Linked DNA regions of Homo sapiens: regions 2 and 3 are each linked to region 1. The links are chromatin loops, found by intact Hi-C in ENCODE. Cell type or tissue: IMR-90. All regions are shown on one strand.

Region 1 (8,000 bases):
CTGGTAGTGATGAGTGCAGATCATAAGACTTTTCATCAGGGTAGAGATTTTCTTACTCTTACTCCATAATTCAAAATCAAGAGTAGAGATGAGTCATCCTGGGGAGCATCTTGAGAAAATGCTGATGGTTTGGTAAACTGATGGAGAATGAGGACAAGGGAAAAGAGAATCTCTCACTGTCAAGGTATTATTTAGGAAAGTATCTCATAGGAAGACAGCATGAGACTGGCCTTAGAGGTAGAATTCACAGATAAACTTGAATTTTGGGGAAAAAAAGCAGTTATCTGTTGTTTATCTGAATTTATCAGATTTAACCTGGTGTCCTGTATTTTTATTTATTTATTTTTTTGTCATACCTGAAAACCCTACTTAGAGGTCACTGCATCTAACTGAATGACTACATTTACTGAAAGAGTTTATATAATGCTTATTTCAGCAAGTTCCAGAAATAGCACCTGTCACAAAACAACAAGCAGAGAAATATCCCATGTCCCTGATGAAGTAAGCGAAGGGACCCCACTCAAGTTACCTAACCATCTAGTGTCTCTCTTGGTGGGAACATCTTATAGTTAGGGTAAGTAGGCAATCTCCTGAGTTGAGAGGCATGAGAGATGTTTTCTTCCTATTCCTGGACTTCATACTCTAACTTCCATAAATGCAACCATAATTGCAAAAAGTTACACCTAGAGAATCTGGCCACATACCCCATAAGAGAAAAGCAGGGAAATCACAAAAAAGAACTCAAGGCCTCCTGGTGCAGCTCATAGGCTGAGAAAAAGAAAGAAAGTTGGGTGCAAGGAGAAAAGTAATGCACCTCCATGATATCAGCAAAAGAAAGATCAGGCTGCAGAAAGTGCAGAAGAAAACGCTCTCCGTGAAGGTAGAATGAACAGTCTGCTGCAGAACAATGTAGAGGGAACATGGATCCCCCTCTCCCTTCAGTCTCCTAAGAAAAGAGAGTTGGAGGATAACGATGAGTCTCTGTGTCTCTCTCCCATCTTTCCAGGGAGACCCTAGGACTCCCAATGTGGGAGTCACAATCAGTCCGGTGATCATGGTTATGAACCACTGAGATGTCTACCAGGTTAAGTGAAGGAAAGCAATGCAGCCAAAGCACCAAAAGTGAATGTTGGGGCCCCAACTACGAAACCTCACTACATGATCAGGGAATTGGTGAAGGTATTTGGAGACAGTCTACCAGAACTCATGATGAAAGCCAGTGGCGGCTGATGTTTACGCTGGTTTAATTTAATCAACTTCTGCTCCAGGAAATTGCTCAACAAACGTTGCAAATAGACTCTTTGCCATAAAACCCCAGTACTTGTTAAGGAATCCTGTAGCCACTGAACTCAAACCCAGCCCCTCTCTGACACTCTACAAGCAATACCAGGTCTCCTTCTGGCACGCTCTTTGCAGCCTGGAGAATCCAAATATTGCTGAGCATCCTGGACTGGAGACTGGACCACCTATCCCCACTGCCCCCACCCTTTCCTTGCCCTGGTAGGGCCAGGTGCCCAGTGGTGCTGGATGGGTGAAACAACTAGTCTTAATACAGTCACAGCAGGGTGGGGGAAGGGAAATATAAATTATCTAAAGATAGATAGCTAAGTTTTATTTATTTGATGAAAGAAAAACATAAAATGTGCCTATAGGTGAAAGTATAACAAATGACCAATACTCTGGACCTTATATAGAAAAAGGCAGGACAGTTGGCAGCTAGGTTTCTTGAGCCTTGACTTGCAATTTATCAAAAGGATCATTCTTGACAAGTCTGGGATCCTTTGGCCCTCTCCACTCCCTAGAAAGGTGTTGCTATAGCCCTGGCCACTATTAAATGAGGTGCACTCTCCCTTCTTCTGCATGTGCTGGTGAATGCCACACATCCAGGAAGACCAGGCTCCTTGGACCACACCAACTAGAAGTGAGGTCTCCACAACCCGTGCAGGTCAACATAGCTGACCAGCTGGCATGGCCCACTAGAGACACACTATCTCGAACCTGCTAGATGCAAATTGCTAGGTGCATAAATCTGTTAGGCCAGAGATGCTTGGGACAGTTGCCGCATCTGTGCAGCAGATTTGGGGAAAATTAGGACAGAAGTAACCCTAAGAAATGATTGCAGCAATTGCAGTAGCATTAAAATGCTGAGTGCACTGCACAGCCTTCCCTTCCTTCTGAATGTGGTCATTATGTAACTAATGGTCTAATTAGGAGAGTCATGTAAGCCCAGCATTGTGCCCTCCTGGCGGCAAGCACTGTGGATTTCCAAAGCCATGGCTTTCGGAGGCTATCTCTGTTTTAATGCAGAGAAAGAGTAGCACAGAGTTGAGGCAGAGAAGTCAGAGGGGAGCTCAGAGCATCAGATGCATTTCAGTGACAATCCCTGTAACCTTGAAAGAGTCAGCAAATCCCTGTGTCCCTCACACCAGATTGCAGCAGGGCCTTGAGTCAATAAGCTATGAAGTTAGCGATGCGTCCTCCTGGGAAGGTGGCGAGCGAGGCATCCATCATGTTCCCTCTTTCAGCCTGTTCCAAGGAGAGAGCCTCTGAGAGCCGTGGAAACCATTTCCCGGGCCCATTAGGCTCTGGCCCTGTGGTGCAGTAGCAGCTGTCACCTCGTGCCAGCCAAGGCTCACCAAGTGGAGGCCGAGGGAAAGGTGGGTGCACAAATACCTGCCAGGAAGAGAAGCAGGACTCTGCCTGGGAATGCAAGGGGACAAAGCAGCTTCTCTGCTCTGCGATATAAAAGAGCTTAAACTCAGCTTCTCAGGGTTTCTGCAGGACATCGCAGAGGTTCACACATCATTCAGTGAGGCTCAGGACATTCCTGTGGTGTTTAGACAGTAACCTGCAGATGGAACCCACTTTGTTTTAAAAAAATACATATTCACGGATTTTTTTTAAAAAAGAAGAAGTCACTGGCAAGGAAAACATACAAAATCAAGAGGAAAAGCATATTTTATGTTTTCTCTTTGGCCCCATTTCTTGGAGATAACAGTTACCACTTTTGTGTGTTTTTCCAAGTTTTTCTATGCTGCTCAAGCACACACACATACACAAACACATATCTATCTATCTATCTATCTATCTATCTATCTATATATAGATATAATTGATAAATCCTTTTTATGCAAATGACACCACATCGTAAATACTATTCTGGTTAGAAAGAATGAATAAGACCTACTATTTGATAGCACAATGGGGTGACTATAGTCAATAATAACTGTACATTATAAAATAAAGGGTGTAATTTGATTGTTTGCAACTCAATGGATAAATGCTTGAAAGAGTAGATGACCCATTCTTCACGATGTGCCTGTTCACATTGCATTCCTGTATTGAAACGTCTCATGTACATCATAAATATATACACCTACTATACACTCACAAAAATTAAAAGTAAAAATAAATGAATACTATTCTGCAATTTTTTCAGTTAATATTTCTTGAACGTTGTTCAAGATGTATCACTGTATGGACAATATACCAGTAAATATAAATAAACAGAATTGATCTGTTTGAATTACTGCACTATTTTGCATTATTATGGATACACTCACAGAACCAGTCCCCTAGTGGTGAACAATCAGGTTGTTTATAGGCTTCCTTTTTATTGCAAACAATGCTGTAATTAAAAAAAAATCTTCACATATATACTGCTAACTATTTGTGCAAGCATGTGTGCTGGTTAAATTCCTAGTCCTGGAATTACTAGATTAAAGGAGATATGTATTTTAAATGTTGTACTATTGGACAAACTGCTGTCCACAGAGGTCACACCTATTCTTGCCTACACTTCTGATGCTGATTGAGCTCCCTGTTTAAGGGATGGCTCTTCCGCAGTGAATGCAAAAGGTCTATATCAATAAAATGTAAAATAAAAGCATTGAGAAAGCTCACAAACAAACCTATTCTAACCAGTAATGCTTGGCTAAGTACCTGATTTAAAGCTTAGATCAGTCAAGCTCTTAACAGAAGTAATCCAAATAAAAATGTGACAGTTTGCAAGTAGAGCTGGGGAAGGAGAAGGAGCCTGTGGAGAAGGTTCCTGTAGTTAAATTTCACAGTGTGTGTTCCACTGGGCTCCTGGTGAAATTTTATGTTTTATCTTTCAGTGGTTGTATGCCACCGGCTAGGTGGCTCAATCATTTTACACCAGTAAAGATACTTATTTAACAGGAGAACAATGCTATACACTCAATATGTACTGAGCATCACAAATATTCTCAGGCCTTTCATTGCTTCCATTACCAGGGAGATAATATCTAGCATAAAAAGTTTTTACAATCTTAAGTTTAAAACCAGACAGGATAGAGACCTCATGGGGAAGGTTGTTTCCTACAGGTGAATGAAGACAATACAGAGTGCTTTGGGGTTTTTATTCTTTCATTCTCTTTTGTAACTTTTTTATTTGCCCTTAGAAAAGCAGGAACTGCTCTAAACTAAAAAATAAAATGAAACTCATGCCTACATTTGAATCAAATCTCTCCCTCCCTAATGTTTAACTAGAAACATAATTGATTTTGTGCTGAACAGATAGGAGGTTGTCAAGCTGATATTTCATTCCCAAGATCTCTATCAAAGTTGTCCAAAAAAAGCAAACAGTCATTATTTATCCCCAAACCCATTAAGCGACCCCATTATTTATTTCCTCGGCCATTTACGAAGCTGCATGCGCATGCTTTCTTCAGCTGCACCACCTAGCGGGTCACGCAAGCAATTGCAGCCCGGGTTGTTCTCTGGAGCCAGTCTCCACAGCAGGAAAAGAAAACTTTATCAGTGTTATAATTAACCACATCATTTATTTAACTTTGATAAATATTTAATAATAAAATTTTTAAGCTCAAGTTAAAGGAATACCACCCTGAAGATGCATTTGTATTTCCCTTGGAGAGAAGAGAAATGTTATTGTCAAGATGGCAGGAAAAAAACTGCCTTAAGCCTGTGTGGTAACCAAAGTTCCCAAAAGAATCAATCAAGAATGTCATCAGAAAATGACTATAAGATAGTCGGCATGGTAACTGGGATATTGAGGCAGTTCTTCGTTATCTGTGTTCATATTCATTTAGAACTCAGGAATCATCGTCCCCAGCAAGCAGGGGGAAATGCTAATTAATAAAATGCTGTCCAAACACGATGCATTCTCTAACCACCATCGTTCATGCTAGCCCTGCAAATGATGATGACTGGATAATTGCTCTGGTTTCTAATGATATTATTGCTGCTATTCCACAGCCAATCGTGTTCCCCATTCTCAGAGCATCACAAAATAGAAGTTTGATCAATGCAAACCACATGGAAGAAGCAACAGGCTGCGTTCTGCTTAGAAGTCCTAACGCAGAGCATCCCAGATGAGATGGGAGCTCTAAGCACACAGGCAATCAAGCGTGCACAGCAGACGCTAATGACTCCCATAAACGGCAGTTCAATCAAATGCTTTATTTCTGCCTGGAATAAACTCATCCATGATTTGCAAATCAAACTTTACCCAAAAGTATTTCTACCTGGTGCAGCAAGACCTTCACTCTCCTGCCCGGGGGAAAGCAACATCCTGGTCAACACAGGAATGCCCCTTGAGCCATGGTAAACAGGTGCCTGGAATCTGCCTCCAAATCCCCACACTAAGGGTGAACCAATAGAAATTCCAGGTAAAAGGTAAATGGAAATTATCTTCCATGGCTTAGGTTTTTGCACAGATGAATCACGGCATAAATAACACAGTCAAAATAAACCCAGAATCCATTTTGACAGAAAAAAATATTCCTATTTCCAAAAGATGCACACCAGAAGCCAAAAACTGCTAAAACTCTATCCTATTTCATTAGGTCACTGCTGCTCACTACCATGACAAGCACGCACAGGCTAGGTACGGGACCGGATGGAGGGAGCTTGTGTATGTTTGCCAAAATGTTTGTGGACCTGCCTCCACTAAATGGGGAAAAAAAAAAGAGATTGGATTAGAAGATTCTTAGACAAACACGTGTAGGAAGAGACCACATTGATATTTTTTGTATTATTTAAACTGGAGCTTCTGCGGGCTCAGGTGACTAAGTATCCTTATCTATAAGTAAAATAGTCAGACAACAAGAGGACATCCCTCAGATACACCCTGGATCATTGGATCTGTTAGTTCTTGCTGCCATAACAAATGCTACAGACTGAGAGGCTGAAGCCACAGAAATTTATTTTCTCACAGCTCTGGAGGCTGGAAGTCTGAGATCAAAAGGTTGGCAGAGTCGCTTTCTCCTGAAGCCTCTCTCGTTGGCTGGTGGATGGCCATCTTCTCTCTGTGTCCTCACATGGCCCTTCCTCTGTGCACGTCTGTGTCCCTTCTCCTCTTCTTATAAGGACACCAGTCATTTGGAGTAGAGCCTACTCATAGGACCTCATTTTAACTTAACCACAGCTTGAAAGACCTTATCTTCAAATTCAGTCACAATCTGAGGTGCTTGGGGGTTAGGACTTAAATTTGGAGGTGGGGGGACAAAATTCAGCCCATGAAGTCACTTCTGTGCCCTGGGAGGTTGGGAAATGGGGGAAGCTAATTGAAGAAACTGTGAGGAGAGGATTCCTCCCTAGAAAGTGAGGAGTGGGGGCAAAGACCCTCCTTCCAAAGAGGGTCCCAGGCAGAAGGCTGCTAGAGTCTGGGTGGAGGCTGTTAGCGCACCCCACTCCTCAGCGTGATGGAGGGAGGAGCATGATGACAGTGTGCTGACAGGGCACCAAGCAGCCCGGGAGAAAGCTGAGGGTCTCTAGACCCCACAGGAGCCGGGGATCCCCCTGCTGATAGGACCAAGACTCCCCCAACTCTCCCCACCCTACCCCTTGTCAAGAAAATAAACTAAAGACAAAATCTTCTCCCAACCTGGGTATCCTCTCTACGAAAGTGCTAGAAAAAAAAAACAAAAACAAATAAACAAACAAAAAAACACTTTTATTATTGAGTAAGCATTAAGCCAGAAAGTGATGTGTCTTGCTAGCAATCCCTAGAAGATTAGAGAGACAGAAAGAAATCTTACCCATTGATATAGCCAGGCAGACACAACCCATTCCATGCATGTTATGCAGATAAATGATAACCAGTCCTCAAGTAAGAGGATTTGACAGCACAGTTTGTCACACAGCTCACAGTAACTTTACCTGGCAATGGGGGTGAACATCCCTATTAGCTCAGTTGGCTTTATGCAGAGGAGAAACAAACTTGACATATCTTTAGAATGTCAAGTAGTTTTGCAGCTTGAGCCAGATACCAACTGAAGTTACGTTCATACGGTCCTGAGAAAGTAGGAGACGGCGGCTCATTATATCCCTTTTTGCTAACATTTCAAAGAGGTAGCTCCCCGTTCCCTAAGAAAGACATTCCTGGGTCATAAAGCTGACAAAAGACCATCTAGTCTCCAAAATAGTGTATATACATTTCAAAGAGAGGAGAAAGTTCTTAGAATTGCATGTTTTCTAAGATAAAATATTTAAAAAATGGGTGGGGAGAATTAAACCTTTTATTTTTAATTTGTGTCTGTCCTGGCACCTTTAAACAAGGCTGTGCCAAGTCCCTGGAGGAGACAGTGGTGCTGCAGCTCTCACTGTTCAGGTGTTCAGTCCTGGCCATGGACACTGTGCCCAGGTGTTGGAGGGTCAGGATCAGCAGGAGTGCAGCCCCTCTGTGCCCCATAGAGAGCTCCTGTGGTTGTGAAGCTGAAGAACTCTGAACAGGAATGGAAGAATTGAACTGCTCAGTAATCATTCTGATGTTTAGAGAAACGACTGAAGTGTTTAAACACCCCAGATTTAAGCTAATCAATCCAGGGACGCTGGATGAAAGAGAATTTATGGAGATGGTTTGGGCATTGTTTTATCCTAGCTTTAAACAAGTTAGGGGCTGGGCGTGGTGGCTCACGCCTGTAATCCCAGCACTTTGGGAGGCCGAGGCGGGCGGATCACGAGGTCAGGAGATGGAGACCATCCTGGCTAACACGGTGAAACCCCATCTCTACTAA
Region 2 (8,000 bases), 150 kb before region 1:
TGTTCTTAAAACAGCAATTGAAAGCAGCAAAAAAATAAAATTAAAAAACAGTAAGAGACAAAGTGTTTGATAACAGTGTGCATTCAACTGTCTTGTTTATACTCCTGATGGGTATAAGATGAGATTTGCATGTTGTGTTTATTGACCTTGAGGTACCTGGAATGGGGCAGCAATGTCTGGAAGGTGTGCAAAATAGTCTCTGCTGTGGCTGGAGCAGAATCCCGTGGAGGGAAGGAGCCTTCGGGCCATCGTTAGTCGTGAAATTTGCTGTTGTGAGAAGGAGAAATTACCAAGGCAAGTGATGACGAAAGTGAATGCTGATACAAGGGAATCCAGACAGCCACTGAATCCTAAAATTAAGTCTGGAAGAGCTTCATTAGTTCTTCATAAGATGTGATGGAACTGAACATTATCCATATACATTAATGAAGTAAAGTTGGAGAGTTGAACAAAGGTGACAGAATGTGCTGGAAACAACTGGAAATCTTTACACTTAGAGACCCCAAGGTAAAGCATCCTCAAGAAACAGGCTGAAATATTTGGAGTAATATAAGTCAAGGTTGATAAGTGTGTGAAGAGGTTCAGAGGATAACTTTATTACAAGGCTGCTGAACAGTTTTAAAATAGTTTGAAATCCTCTTTAATAGAGTGTGCGATGATATGAAAATTTTCTGCCCTATAATATATAGAGTATGAGACTTTCTAAAATCAAATATTTGCATTTAAATTGAGTAAATTTATATATACTCCAATTTATCAAATAGGAGACATGAGTGACAGATTCCATTTTTACACAGCCTGTCCACCCTTTGTTTTTATATTCCATATGTCTTCATATCACATTTTGTTCTTCAGTATATTTCCAGAAAGAAACATTTTTTCTGCTGCTCTGAAGTAGACCCTCTTTATTCCTCGTGCCTCCCCATTCTCCAGCAGGGCCTGTCTCCAACCTGAGAGAACAAAGATGGCGGGTACTGTCCCTTCCAGCCTCTCCTCCAGCAAGGCACACTATGGGGCCCAATCCTGCCAGAAAGGTTTTAAGGGAGATATCAGATAATTTTTTCCTTATTCATAGAAAGTATCAAAGGACAAAAATGCCCCTGTCTTCATGAGATGCCCGGCTATCTCCATGTGACACCTGGAACACTGCATCCCTCTTGTAACCAGAGCAGAGGTGAACATGTTGATGCTGCAGAGAGGGAAGGAAAATACAACTCCTGAGTCCTAAACAACATTGTTGAACTCCTGCCCTGAGTCTGAAACCACCCTGGCTCCAGACCATTGATAATGTGAGATGACAACGTCGGTCCTGGGGAAGCCGCTTATTCATGTTGCATTCAGTTTCTGGCAGCAGAAACCCCTAACTGTCCCATCCCACCACCTTTCAGAATTACCAAAGAATCCAAATCACACCTGGATGCACCCCCAGGAGCTGTGAAAATCCAGGGCCCAATGGTGGTTACACCCCGTTCAAGCTAATGGGTTGAGTCGCATCTGCCCTGACTCTGGCGTGGTGTGAAACCCATCCTCTCTTCAGGCCTTCATCAGACCTGCCCTGCAGCCTCAGCACCTGCCAAGCACCAGCTTCCTTAAATCCTGGGGAGCCCCATTGACTTTCTACATTCAGGATGTGGTGGCTGTAATGAGCTTAGATGAGTCCCTGGCCTAAGACAAAGATGTTGGACAGAACTCAGAAAATGTACCACTTGATGTTTATGCTGTGGCTTTGCTTCTCAAATCCCACAGCATAAGTTACAGAAATGGACTTTGGTTTTTTTTAAGTTTGATGTTTATTTGCCAAATCCTGTGGGGATACAAAAGATGCATCTAGTGAAAAATAATAAGAGGTAACCTTTATTTCTGTGTGTAGGTAATATTCTAAGCCCATTTTGTATATTAATACCTCTGATGTCTATATTGTTGTTGTGATTCCATTTGTAAGTTTGTAAGTGAGAAAGCTGAGTTATAGAGAGGTGAAGTAACTTGACCAAGGTTACACAGTTAGGAATGTGCCACGTGACTGCTCAAATCCAGGTCACCTGGACCTCGAGTGCATGTGATACGTTGCTGTGCCATCTCCCCCCAGAGACCCTAACGATACAAAAGCAGCATGTGACTAAGCACCAAAAGGAGTATTTCAGAAAAATGAATGACATAAACTTTCAATTTCTGGACATGTTCATACGGAGAAAAGAAAACCCAACTGACAGGTTTATGGCAGAGATGTCTTCTACCTCGTAAGAAAAGTTAACTGAAATGCTCTCAAATACCATTCACAGTCATGTTCTTCAGGGCTATGAAAAACCCAGACAAGGCTGGCATTGCAGGATAGAACATTGTAGAAGGGCTTCATGGAGCAGCAGAACTTTGCATACACTGGACAGAGAGTGAGGATGTGTGAGGAAGATGATGGGAGTGGAGCAGGAGGGGGCTTCCATCAGCTATGTTCAAAGATGTCCCTGTGTTCTGGTTTATATGCCCATCATTCCATACGCCCCATGTGGATTTGGCTGACTTGCCCACACGGGGAGGCATCCCCTTTTCCCCCCAGTTCATGTGTTTTACTCCTCTAGATAAATATTTAGTTAACAGGAGAAAACCTTTGTGGGCAAAGTCAATTTCTTATCAAGGGTCAAAAGTCTTAAAATAGAATCAGAAGGTACATAAAACTGTTCTTACTCTTTATCCATCATTATTATGTACCAGAAGCTCTGATGGAGTGAAGATAAATATGTGAAGAACCAATCCATGTTCAATAACAGAATTTGGGGCAAGTAGGACAGGATCCGGAGGCACTGTGTTTGTGATGAGTGGAACCGTGCAGCGGTTTCTGGAAGCACATTGAGATGGATTCTGCTGATAAGGGATTCCATCGACTGGTCATTTGATGCATGGAACAAAACACTCACTAGTCTGAGCACCCAACCACACTGTAAACCAAAAGTGTCTAAGAGAGGTCTCAGTCAATTCACAAATTTATTTTGCCAAGGTTAAGGACATGCCTGGAAGACACACACACACACACACACACACACACACACAAACATGGAATCACAGAAACAGTCTGGTCTGTGCCTTTCTCCAAAGATGAGTTTGAGGGCTTCACTATCTAAAGGGGAAAAGTAGGCTGGAGGCGAAGGTGAGAGGATATGGTGGTCCACGTGTGGCAAGAGAAAAGAAGCAGGTAGGGAACTAGTCAATTACAACTCCTCTTGTACTCCGTAAAACTGACACTTTAATGAGATAAAATGAACGTTGAGTAGATAGCCGTGGCGATACTAACCTGTTGTCTGCTTGGGAACAAAGGGAAAGGCGGTTTCTTGCATGACTTAGCTTTCAGCTTCATTTTTTCCTTTTGGCATAGTGAGTTGAGGTCCTGAGTTTTTATTTTCCTTTCACAAAGCTAAGTCATTTTGGTTCGGCTGACAGTGCTATGTAACCTGACACCTTTAGCGAGCAGTCCCCTCATAGGCTTGACCCCACTGTTTTAGAGAAGTCTTGAAAAGTTCACAGTGCCTGCCAGGCAGTACCATTTGAGGCATTTAGTCAGTACATTTTGAATACATGAATAGCTGCCTGGCTATGAATGCACAATGTAATAAGCACTCTGTTACCAAACAACCATGTCAAGCATGTCTCCCATATATTGGACAATATATTGGAGACTTCTCTAAATGGTCAAGTGAGTCATGGTTGTTTGGTAATACAGTGCTTATTATATGAGTGAGGAACGTGACTCAGTACAATTATGACAAGAAATGCAATGGACTATGCTAAATGGAATTTGTAACGCTCATGAAAAGTGCTTTGGAATTTTAATGTGTGATTAAAGCATCTACTATTAACATTATTCCACAAAGAGCTTTACCTCTAACAATACATTCCTTGGTTGTCTGTCACTGGGTCTCTGTGCTTGACAGAGTTGAAAATGTTGCCTGTTTGCTGTCACACAGACATTGTCTCAGTATCACTTCCTAAAATGCATATTTGAATTTAGGATTCCAGCAAACACGGAAGGCACCGGTGGTTAAAGTGCCTCCATTTAGAAAATATGCTAAAAACAGCAGCTGGAAGTGCTCATCTGTCCAGGCTGAAGGCTGGCTTTCAAGATATGCTTTCAAGCAGTGCCACGAGGAGCAGCCTGGGCTGTCATTGGAGTTGCTGTCAGCGCGAAGCCTTGGTGTTGCAGGGCCTCTGCCATATGGAGCATCAAACCTTGGATCTGAATGATGATACAACCTGACTTTGCTGACAATCTCAGGCTATGTAAAAAACAGACTATAAAACATGTAGTCAAAATGCCATGTGTTTGAATAACACTTTACAGTTTTCAATACGCATTCATAGCCAAACAGCTATCCATTTATTCAAAATGCAGCGACTAATGCCTGGCAGGTGCTTTGAGCTGTTCAGAACTCCACAGCGGAAGCCAGAGCCTCGCCCTCAGGTGCTTACACTCTAGCAGGGGTCAGCCAGAAAGTCACCCTGTGAGGAGCTCTTTGGACCATGCAGCCACAGCCTCGGAGGCTAGAATCGATTCTAATTTCTACATATAGATAATTTTTTTAAAAAAATAGCAACACTGTGTGGTAGATGTACCTGACAGAAATAACTCAAGAAACTAGGGTTGCCACATGGAGGTTGCTGAGGGGAGGGTGCCACGTGAGGGTGCTATATAAACTGCATGCTTTTTACAAGTGCTTATCATTCTCCTCTCCAGCCTGCCGCTGCTGGACCATCACTGTATGTAAGTTCCCCCAAATAAAACCCATGTTTTATTCAGAATAATAATAATAAAGGCTAGAATCAACACTTTGGGGCACTGGGTAGGGGTGCTCCATCAGACAGGGCGAGAAAGACTCTCTTGTGAGCAGTGTCTGAGCTGGGACCTCAGAGACAGGAAGACAAGGAGAAAAGCATCCAGGCGGTAGGAAAAATAGGAGTTAAGATGACAGGGGCAGGAGCCCATTGTTTGGAGTCCCAGAGGAGGTCAGTGTGGCAGGAGCCCTGCTGAGCAGCTGGCGGGGGCAGTGAGGAGAGTCAAGAAATAAAAGGGCTGAAAAGGAACCAGGTTATGTATGCAGCTAATAAGGGTGTTAAATTTTATTGCAAATAAAATGGCAAGATGTTGAAGGATTTTAAACAGGAGAATGAAATGAATAGATTTGAAATGTAAAAGAGTCATTTTAGCATCACGTTCTGATGATGTTTATTCTAATCAAAACTGTGGAAGGAAATTTATTGTTGACTCTACTGAGTACACGAGGAAACTGATGCTCAGAGAGGATAGTGTCTTGTCCTAGGAACTTCAAGGAGTGAGGGAGAGCATCAGTCCCCAGGTCTCCTCATGCAGAGCTTCCTGCTCGTTTTTTTCCACTACAGTTGCCTCCTTTATATCTGCCTGTAGCCAAGTTATGTGGAACAAAATCAAATGTCAAATAGGAACATTTTCTTTAAATGTCTACATACCTAAAATTATTTCGGATTATACTTGTGGCGTTAGGTTGAGCTGATGAGAAATGAAAGTGTGGCTGAAAATGCATTTAGAGATTTACTCTAGAATAAGAATAATGAAAATGCTTGAAATAAAGATTTAATCTGATTGACTGAAATAAGTTACATGTGACCAGGCTAATAGGCTACATTTAAACATTCCACTTTAAAACATTTTTTAAATTCTTTTCATGAAGTCATCTGTCTGAGACTTCCCCACTACAGCCCAGAACATCCCTCCTTAGAAGCTCACTCCACGTTTTATGACACTTACCTTCACATCATCTTGGAGCATCTGTCAGAGGCGTCTGAACCAGGGCGTCTCCATCTTGAATAGGGGCTGGGTCAGATGAGGCTGAGAGCTGCTGGGCTGCATTGCCAGGAAATCAGGCATTCTTAGTCACAGGATATTTGCAGTCACGGAAACAAGTTAATATGTTTACAAAACCGACCCGGTGTTACAGTGGGTGGCTAGTCAGACAGTGAGCAGGGCAGGAGAGCTGCCCCCTTCCCACACCAGGAGTATCAGGCAGCCATCTGGTGATGGTCAGGCAGTTGTTAAACTTTCTCTCTAAAGTAATAATTGGTCACAGCCGGTGCCAGGGAAAGCCCATCTCCCAATAGATAGAAACACCTGAAACTAGTGATCGTCTTCCCAATAACATCTCGGGGGTTGGGCGAGTGGGCTTAAGCATGTGCACTAAGAGGCAAAATGGTGCAGTTTAACTGGTGTGTGACCTTCTAGGAACACTCAACTGGTAGGGGAAGAACGCCTCAAATGAGCATGGGTACAACTTCAGTAAACACACTGCCCATGCGGTCCCTCCCAGGCGCTGGCAGGCCAACGAGCATGCAGACAGCCCACCCCGAGGGAAGACTGAGGGGAGAAGGGACACAACACCCCTCCCAAGTCCTGGCAGGCCAACCCGCATGCAGACAGCCCACCCCGAGGGAAGACTACGGGGAGAACGGACGCAACACCCTGGAATCATGCCAACATATAAACCCCAAGCTCAAACTGTGCACTTGTTCTCTCAAGTCGCCCACTCAGCCCTCTTCCAAGTGCACTTTACTTCCTTTCATTCCTGCTCTAGTGCTTTTTAATAAACATTTACTCCTTCTCTAAAACTTGCCTCTCACTCTGCCTTATGCCCCTTGGCTGAATTCTTTCTTCAGAGAAGGCGAGGATTGAGGTTGCTGCAGACCCATATGGATTTGCTGCCGCTAACACCAGGATTTAACAGATCCAGGAGATAACAGACCCAGAAAATGTCCTGATGTCCCAATATCCTAAGAACAAGAACATTCTTAGTTTAAGAATAAGTTTTGCTTTAAAGATAATAATATAGATTCTTGTGGAAGAGAGTAGTTATGCAAAGATTAACAATCCTTCATCACAAGCCCTTGTAGCAGAGCACACCTCCCCCATGTTTTTTTTTGTTGTTTTGCTGTTTTATATATAAATGAGCATTGTACCTAAGGTGGATGTGTTCCTTCTTTTCCTTCTGGGAACACCATGCTCTGTCTAAGGTGGATGTGTTCCTTCTTTTCCTTCTGGGAACACCATGCTCTGTCTAAGGTGGATGTGTTCCTTCTCTTCCTTCTGGGAACACCATGCTCTGTTTAAGGTGGATGTGTTCCTTCTCTTCCTTCTGGGAACACCATGCTCTGTTTAAGGTGGATGTGTTCCTTCTCTTCCTTCTGGGAACACCATGCTCTGTCTATGGAGTAGGCTTTCTTTTATTCCTTTACTTTCTTAATAAACTTGCTTTCACTTTACTCGGTAGATTTGTCCTGAATTCTTTTCTTGTGCAAGATCCAAAACCCTCTCTTAGGGTCTAGATTGGGACCCCTTTCTGGTAACACACCTGCTATGAAGAAAAAAACTCAATTAATATTTTTATAATTAATGTCATTGCTCTAAATGCATCGAAAACATAAAGAAATAAGAGTTGTTGACATGTTAGGATAGTGTTAGAAATTGCTAAGTTATTGTCCAGAAAAAAGGGAATAATTGAAAAAAATAAAAATTAGAAAAGTAGGTCCTGAAGCACATTAAGCATTTAACAAATCATATAATTGAGAATGAAGGTAAGCCTTCATCTCTGGTGGTATGAATGTCTAGATACCTTGACTATCCTGTGGCTAAAAACAACTAAAAATGTTGGATAAAATGAAAAATATATGTAAATGCCTTTAACCTCCTGTCAACAAAATTAAATAATACGTATTAGAAGACTGAAACACAATGAAAGTATGACTTCATAGAAACAAGCACAGCAAGGAAACCAACTTTTCCCTTGAAGATATTTATGGACTGGGATACACTGAAACTTTGGTTTGTCAGCCTGTGGGTTGGGAAAGTCAGGAGACAAGCCCAGGCTTGCTCAGTGTTGGGGGGGTAAAATAGAAGACCTCTCTGCAAATAAACCTAAGCTCAGAAAGGGGTAGTCTTGACTGTGAAGAGAATGTTAGAGCAATGGTCTGGCTTGAACCAGGGTACAGAG
Region 3 (8,000 bases), 270 kb after region 1:
AGGTTAATACTGTATGATTCCAACCATATGATATTCTAAAAAAGGAAAAAGTATGGAGACAGCAAAAAGGCTAGTGGTTGCCAGGAATTAGGGAGGAGGGAAGGATGAATAGGTGAAGCTCAGAGGATTTTTAGGGTAGTGAAACTGCTCTGTATACTACTGTAATAGTGAATACAGACCATTAATATTTGTCAAAACTCATTAAATATATAACACCAAGAGTAAACCCTGCCATAAACTATGGTAGGACCTTGTGTGATTATGACATGTCAACATTGTCCACTCTAGTGCAGGATATTAATAATGGGAGAGGTTATGGTTTTGTGGGGCAGAAGCTATATGGGAAATCTCTGTACCTTCCTCCCAGTTTTGCTGTGAACCTAAAACTGCCCTAAAAAGTACAGTCTATTTTTAGAAAAACTCAAATGATAGAAGCAGCATACTTTGTTATTTAAGATTTACCTCCCTTAGATTCTTTAGTATTCCTCTTCCTCTCAATACTGATAAAAATACTACAACATACTGTACCATGCAAAACATTTTTCCTTCAGCTTCTGAAAATTGGTAATCATTAGCCTGATACAAAGATCAAATAAATATACATTTCTTCATACTTTGCATTGCTGATCAGGCCCTTTGGCAAGCTCTATTTACACTTCAAAGACACAACTGGACTATTTCCTGTCTTCTCTTTCACAGGGTGGCACCATCACCTCATCAAAGTGCTCATGGACAGCTATGCTGAAAATAGTTCACACAGCAGGCCTCATACTGTCAATTCTTAGGAAGATCTGCTTGCCAGCCTGGCCCTTGGATGTGGTCTAGGCATTTGGATTTCAGGAGTGTTCTCACCCACCATTCCCTAACCAGTAAGGGTGGTCCCTGTACCTAAACAATTTGTACAGTGTGGTTAATGCTGAACATCCTCTTTGCTTCTGAGAGTCTGGAATTCTGCTAGTGCCAGGCAGAGACTGCCTATGTGACAAGCCCAGAGTAAAAACCCGGGGTGCTGAGTCTCTAATGAGCTCTCATTAGAGCTGTCTAATGATAGACAACATTTCACATGTCTGGTCACAACTCATTCTTGGAGGAATTAAGAGCACTTTGTGTTGACTCCATGGGGAAGGACTCTTAGCTTGCACTGGTTTCCTGCAGATTTCACCCCATGCCCTTTTTAACTTGGCTGACTTTGTTCTGTATCCTTTCACTGTCATAAATCTTAACCAATAATGCAACTATATCCTGAGTCCTGGGAGTCCTCCTAGTGAATCACTGAAATTAGGGAGCCAATGTCATCTATTTACATTTCCAAAAGAATAGAAAACAAAAGCTATACAGAAAAACCCACAGGCACTGTTACAAGTTCACCTTAAGTTTTCATTTACAAATCACTCTTTCAGTATTTCCTTCACTATTTACCCACATTCCCTCTTTCCTCTCATAAATCCAATTCAGATAGCAAAATACTTCTTCATCTAAACTTCTTTTTAACTTAATTTTAGTGGCAATACACAAAGAAGCAGGTAACAATATGTGCAAGTCTAGGGATCATACATTTTTCTTTGAAAAGAAATTAGATCCTTTTTAAAATTTTCCACATAGCCATGACTTGACAAAGTGGCAGAACACATAAAAATACAAAGAAAGGACACTTCCCAGTTCCTTGGAGGAGGAGTATGACAAAGTTCCAAGGAGAAGCAGTCAAATAAACCCATAAGGAAAAAAAGAAAGGACACAGATCCTTTTTATTCACTATCAGGTAGTGCTGAGAGGTCAAAAAGCCTTTCCCTAGACACAGCTTCTTACTGAGGGAGATAATGTCTAGAAGCATGAGCAATATTTTATGGAATTAGAGGACCTACGGTCCTCCTAACCACGCCAAAATAGAACATCCTCAGATCTGAAAGGACAACAGAGGAAGAAAAGTAGAGCAAAACTTAGTGTCCACTGGCCTGGGAGCTGAGCCCGCTGGAGACATGTCAGAACTCAAAGCTAAGAGACACGAGCTGTTGCCTCAAAATGGATGACTGCAGCACTGGCTGAGCTGGGAGATGTTGCTGGTCAGCCAATGAGGTGATGCTTATTTCTGAGCATTTACCACTGAGTCAGTTTGGAAATATTCCTCCCACTCTGTGACTTGAGAACCTAATCCCAGGCACCAAGAGTTAAATGGGTTCTTCTGGTTTGTTTTTAGTAACAGACACTGAAAAAAAATCAAAGGACCTTGTACCAAAGTTCATGGGACAGAGTTAAGAAAATAGAACTAAGGGATATTTTGTTCAGAGAAAATATCGTGACCAAGAGGTGGATGACATCAAATTGCCAGAACTCACTCTGAATACTTCACTGGGATTGTTCTGCCTGAAAACAAACACGAATCCTTTGATTATTTGCATTCCCTACATATTCAATTCTAGAGATCCTTTTAGCCAGTATAAGGCAAATTATTCTACACAACGCATTCCATACTTTCTAAAGAAATACATATGTATCTTTTAAAGGATGAAGATATACACTGATATATAGATATATCATAATGCATAATGTATAATTTAAATAGCTACTCATGACTTTTTCTATGAGTCTAAGATTTATTAAAATATGAATAAAGGGTTTATGTACACAAAAATAATTTGACAGAAAAATCTGGAACTGCAAAAGATGTGAAAGATGTTTTGCTCCACTCTCCTGGGTATCTATTTCTTTAGTGATACTGTACTTTCTTGGTCACTGTAGTTTCAGAGTGGTTAACATCTGCTAAGCCAGCCCCCTCTCAATTCATTTTCAAAACTTAAGACCTGGATGGTGATCACACAGGTGTTTTCTTTACAATTATCTGTCTTATGCATTTCTCTGTGTGTCATTTCACAATACAAAGATGTTTAATTACCAAAAAAAAGGAAAAGCAAGGGAACAATTAACACAACAGACAGAATGGTGGTTCCCTCTGGCAGGAAAAGAAGCAAATGAGAGCAGGTTGGGGACATGCAGGCTGCTTCAAAGTTTGTGGTACTGGTCTATTTCTATACTGTGGTGGCTACATGATTTTTTATTGTATTGTTTTTCTGTAGCCTGTATACATAGAAAAGATTATACTTTCTCATTAAAAATTTGAAACAAAATTTCTCAGCCATTTCATATGCATATGTGCATTTCCAAAGTGATTTTTTAGATGCTACTTTGCAAGTTTGATAATAAATTTCTATTGGGGTTTTTAATAGGATTGCAATGACTTGGTGGACTTAATTGGAGCATCCATAAAATCCCTTATTCAAAAATAGAATCCTGGAAATGTCCATACAGAATGACCAAATTCTGGCTCTATTAATAAATTATGTCATAGTTGAAGTTTTATCCTTTCCACTCAACCCTACTACCTCGGCCTGGACCCTCCCAGTAACCTGTCTGGACACTGCAACTGGTCACTTCATCCCCACCCCAGCTCCTCCTGGTGTGCCCTTCCTCAGAACATTCCAGAAATCCCTCATGCCACCCCTCCCCACTCATGCTTGTGCCTGGATTACCAAGCCTCTCTCTGTCCCTAACCCTATCAGGCAGGGATCACATGGAGGCAGGGCTTCCCTCTGTGTGGCCCATGTCCTGCATTCAATAACGGTTTGTTAATAGATGAACCCCAGAAGACCCAGCCTCATCCCTTTACTTCCTGCAGCTCCCTACAGCCTGCCTGGTTAGCGTCGAGCCAGGCTTCACAGGTCTCTCGGAGGATGAAGAGAGCAGAGAGCCACCTACATTCCACAGACGTGACGACAGAACATTTTATCCTTGATAGGGAGAAAGGCTTTTTTAAAAAATGGGGGCAAAGTGATTTATACCCAAACGCAATGACATAGCTGAAATTTACTAAATATACCACATGGTACCACAAGAGAGTTTCTCAAAAACTACAGAGGACATTCTATTTGTATAATACTTTTAAAAATGTTACAAAGACACTCTGATGGCAACAGCACCCTCTGCTGACTCCTAGTAGTGCAACCATGGGAAGTAGAAATATATTTGAGTCCACCTTGGAAATCCTACTTTGTCATCTTTTTACTGGGGGGAAAATCACAAAAGGCCAATTATTCCTAACTCAGTTTCCCATTCTCCCTCATTTAACTTAACCTCTTATGCGTTATAACAACCATATAACCATCAAGGGGTTTATTAACGTTAACACAAAATTGGCTTAAATGTTACTCCAGCAAGTCAACAGCCTACCCTGACCACACTTACAGTGCCAAAACTTTGGAAATACACTGACAGTCACACACACACACAAGAAGATACACTCTAAAAGCACATCATTTAAAAGGCAAAAATATACAGGAAGCATATTACAGGAAGCAGGACATACCCAGCTCTGGAGTCGCGCGGACCTGAGTGCAGACTGTGCCACCTACTAGCTTTACAGAACACAGACCTGACTCTCTACCACCTTCTGATTCCTCATCAATAACATGGGGAGGTGAAAGTACCCACAGCTCAGGCGTGCTGTGAAAAGGAAGTGAAATAACACGAAACATTTAGCAGAAACCTATAATGAGTGCTCAAAAATTTTCCCTATTATTATCGTATTCATCATTATTAAGGGCATATTTTAAGTATGAGGAATGCAAACATAAAAATTAATCAACGCTATGCTGTATTTGTTTGCAATAGTGAATGGCGAGCCCTCTTCTCTGAAGTTCTAGACAGTCCACTGAGACAGACCTAGCACCTAACAGGTCCTAACTCCTCAAGAATAGAGTGATGGGATAATTCTACATGCGTATGGATCCCAACATACAGAATTCTACATACATATTTCTTTTTTTTTTTTTTTGAGACAGGGTCTTGCTCTGTTGCCCAGGCTGGAGTGCAGGGTCACAATCATGTCTCACTGAACCCTGGAACTCTCGATCCTCCCACCCTCAGCCTCTCAAGTAGCTGAGACTACAGGTGCATGTAATCATGCCCAGCTAATTTTTGTATTTTTTTGTAGAGGCCGGGTTTCACCATGATGCCCAGGCTGGTCTGGAACTTCTGGGCTGAAGTGATCTGCCTGCCTCAGCCTTTCAAATTGCTAGGTACAAACATGAGCCACCACACCACATCACATAAAGGTAGGCCAGGGTGTGGTGGCTCATGCTTGTAATCCCGGCACTTTGAGATTCAGAATGTTAATATTCCCCTTGACGATTTTATGACCTGCGTATATACACATATATACACATATATATATATATGTGTATATACACACACACATGTTGTATAAACATCAAGGGGTCTATTAACATTATACACAGAGAGAGAGAGAGAGAAAGAGAAAGAAAAATGATTTTTTAATGGCAAATAATGTTATAAATGAATAAATTCTGTATAAAGACTGTACAGGAGTTCTCTGTACAATGTAAAATTATTTCAAAATAAACATTTTTAAAACTGAAAGTAATATAATTAGTGTCTTGGAAGCAATTTTTATAGAACAGTTGGTATTCTGCAAAAACTATGTCTTATAAGCCATCTCAGATGAGAAATGGCACAAGTTCCTGATGTTTGCCTTGTAATGAGAGGATGACATAGACACTAAGTACCTAAACACAAATTTCATTTTTATTTGTGTAGCCAAGTAACCTACCCTAGGTACAAAAGTAGAAAGTACTCTGCCAGACGTTGAATTTGTGAGGCTTTTTATTTCCAGAGAGAAGTACACAGTCATGTACTTTAGAAGGGGAACTCTGATGCCCTTCCTCTGGGTTGTAAGAGAAAAGGAATCAAGGCAGTGGTGGAAGACCAGCAGTGGCAGCTCTGGAACAGCACAGTGGCCTAGGAAATAGGCCCCACCAGCCTCCTGGGGCCTCCCCAGGCCCTGGGAGGCGGGATGAGGGCAGGGCTTCCCACTCCTGGTGGAGAGGCTCAGGCCCTCGCTGTCGCCTTGCTTTGGTCCCACAAGAAGGGCCAGCCTGCAGCTCTGCTCTGCAGCATCCTGAAGCTGCATCTTTTCCTCTAGAGGCAACAGAGAACTGCAAGAGCTTTGACCAAAAAGATCCTGGCCAATGCGGCTGAGAATCCTTTAGCTAAAGAAACAGAAAGAGCTTTAAGATAACAGGCCCAGAAGAGTCTATCTAAGAGCCCCTCAACTGCATGGCCTTTGGGAGCCACCCATTCTCTTTGTGATATTTATGTGCAAGCCTACTATGTGCCATGACAGTCCTGAACAAAATAAACCAAAATACTGCCCCATGGAAGTTACTTCTCTTAAACATATAAACTACCTAAATAAGTAAACTCAGTGTGATAGACAGTGCTATGAAGAAAAATTGAGGCAGGCAGGTGAGAAATGGGGAGAGTGAGGGCTTCTAGGTGTAGCAAAGTGGGTAAAGCCTCACTGAGAAGCTGTCAGTGAATCAGGCTCAGAGAGACATGACCCCCAGGACCCACGCTAAGATCTGGGGCAGTAACACTGCAGGCAGGAGGGGCACACCAAGAATGTGAGGCCACAGAAAGCCTGATACAGTCAAGGAACAGAGAGGAACTCACTAAAGCTGCAGCGGAGCTAGAGTGGGGAGGACAGAAAAGGATAAGGCCAGAGAGGGGATGGCAGCAGTGTGGGCTGAGGTGGGGGAGGCAGAGTGGGGACACACAGGGCTCTGTAACGGTTCACAAGGTTTAAAGGGGAAGGAGAGCTCTGAGGAGCAGCTGTGGCTGGGACCAGGCAGCCATCTCACCTCATCTCTGTGGAAATCGCATCTTGTTCCCCCATTTCCCAGGCCAGCTGCCCACAGTGGTGGCACCAGGTCAGGCTAGATGCCGAATTCAACACTCCATGAGGGCTGCAGCCATGGAGAGCAGAGACTCAGTTCTCCGCTAATACTGGCATAGAAGGCACAGCGTTTGTACCCTTGGTGTGCACTAGGGCACACTGGGGGCACCCTCAACAATGTACACAGTGTGTACTTAGTCAAAGGGATATCATAGTCTCCAGTGTTCATGAATATAACAGAGCTTCAAAATACACATGGCAAAAACTGATAAAACAGCAAAAAAGTACACAAATTCACTGTCAGAGTTGGAGATCTCAACACCTCTCTCTAACTGATAAAACAAGTAGGCAAAAAATATCAACTCTCTCAACCGGTATTACCTAATTAATATTTTCGAACACTCTACTCAACAACAGCAGAACACATTCTTCTCAAGTACACATGGAACATATACCAAAATAGATCATATTCTGGAACATACAACAAATTTCAGTCACTTTTTAAAAATTCAAGTAATACAAAGCATATTTCCTGACCACAATTGAGTTAAATTAGAACTCAGTAACAGAAAGATCTCTAGAAAATCCTCAGATATTTGGAAACTATATTACACACTTCTATCTAACCCATATATCAAAGAAGAAATAAAAAGGAAATTAGAAAGTATTTTAAAGTGAATGAAAATGAAATAAAACATATCAGATTTTGTGGGATGCCACTAAAGCAATACTTAGGTGGAAGTTCATAGCACCAAATGTCTCAATATGATAAAATGAAAGTTCTCAAATCAATAATTTCCACTTCTCCCTTTAGAAACTAGAAAAACAGAAAATTACAACATAAGCAGAAAAAAAGTAGAAAGAATAGAAATCAACATGCAAATCAATGAAATACAAAACAAAATAATACAGAAAAAAAGGCAATAAAACCAAAAGTTAGGTATCTGAGAAGATGAATAAAATTGATAAACTTCCAGCCACACTGATCAGGAAAAAAAAGAAATACAGAAATACATGAATTACCAATATCAGGAATCACATCATGTCACTAGATTCTATAGACATGAAAAAGATAATAAGGGACTATTACGAAGAACTTTATGCCAATAAAGTCAGCAACTTAGATAAAATGGACAAATTCCTTAAAAGACAAAAAATACCACAGCTGACTCAAGAAGAAATGGATAACCTAAATAGCTCCATCTCTTTGAAAGAAAAGGAAACTGTAGTTAAAAGTCTTCTCATAAAGAAAGGT

The links. Hi-C counts contacts between places; a loop is a spot of excess contacts. Peaks named below come from ENCODE experiments on the same cell type or tissue, not always from the same donor. Only the 100,000 strongest peaks of a DNase experiment are listed, where the experiment ranks them.
Region 2: it touches region 1 in a loop (5-fold over the local background); 6 of 110 quality-filtered maps call a loop at or near these places.
Region 3: a loop joins it to region 1, with 3 times the contacts of the local background. A loop is called at or near these places in 6 of 110 quality-filtered maps.

Annotation. Positions count from the first base shown.
Region 1 is chr18:73,838,283-73,846,282 of GRCh38, forward strand. No RefSeq gene overlaps it. Among named protein-coding and RNA genes, the nearest start is that of FBXO15, 310 kb to the right of the region's middle. RefSeq lists a silencer at 4,669-4,842. In IMR-90, CTCF peaks have their summits at 3,589 and 4,705; a DNase peak (open chromatin) is centred at 4,679.
Region 2 is chr18:73,685,462-73,693,461 of GRCh38, forward strand. LOC105372190 (a long non-coding RNA gene) reads right to left here and starts at 5,830. Exons shown (of 7, transcript XR_007066468.1): 1 at 5,768-5,830. RefSeq lists enhancers at 5,830-6,330, 6,331-6,831. In IMR-90, no CTCF peak of the experiment used is centred here; DNase peaks (open chromatin) are centred at 3,680 and 5,910; H3K4me3 peaks cover 610 bases; H3K27ac peaks cover 5,206 bases.
Region 3 is chr18:74,113,200-74,121,199 of GRCh38, forward strand. All of the region lies in intron 8 of FBXO15 (F-box protein 15), which reads right to left. Among named protein-coding and RNA genes, the nearest start is that of FBXO15, 31 kb to the right of the region's middle. In IMR-90, a CTCF peak has its summit at 3,975 (motif pointing left); DNase peaks (open chromatin) are centred at 2,072 and 3,972; H3K27ac peaks cover 833 bases.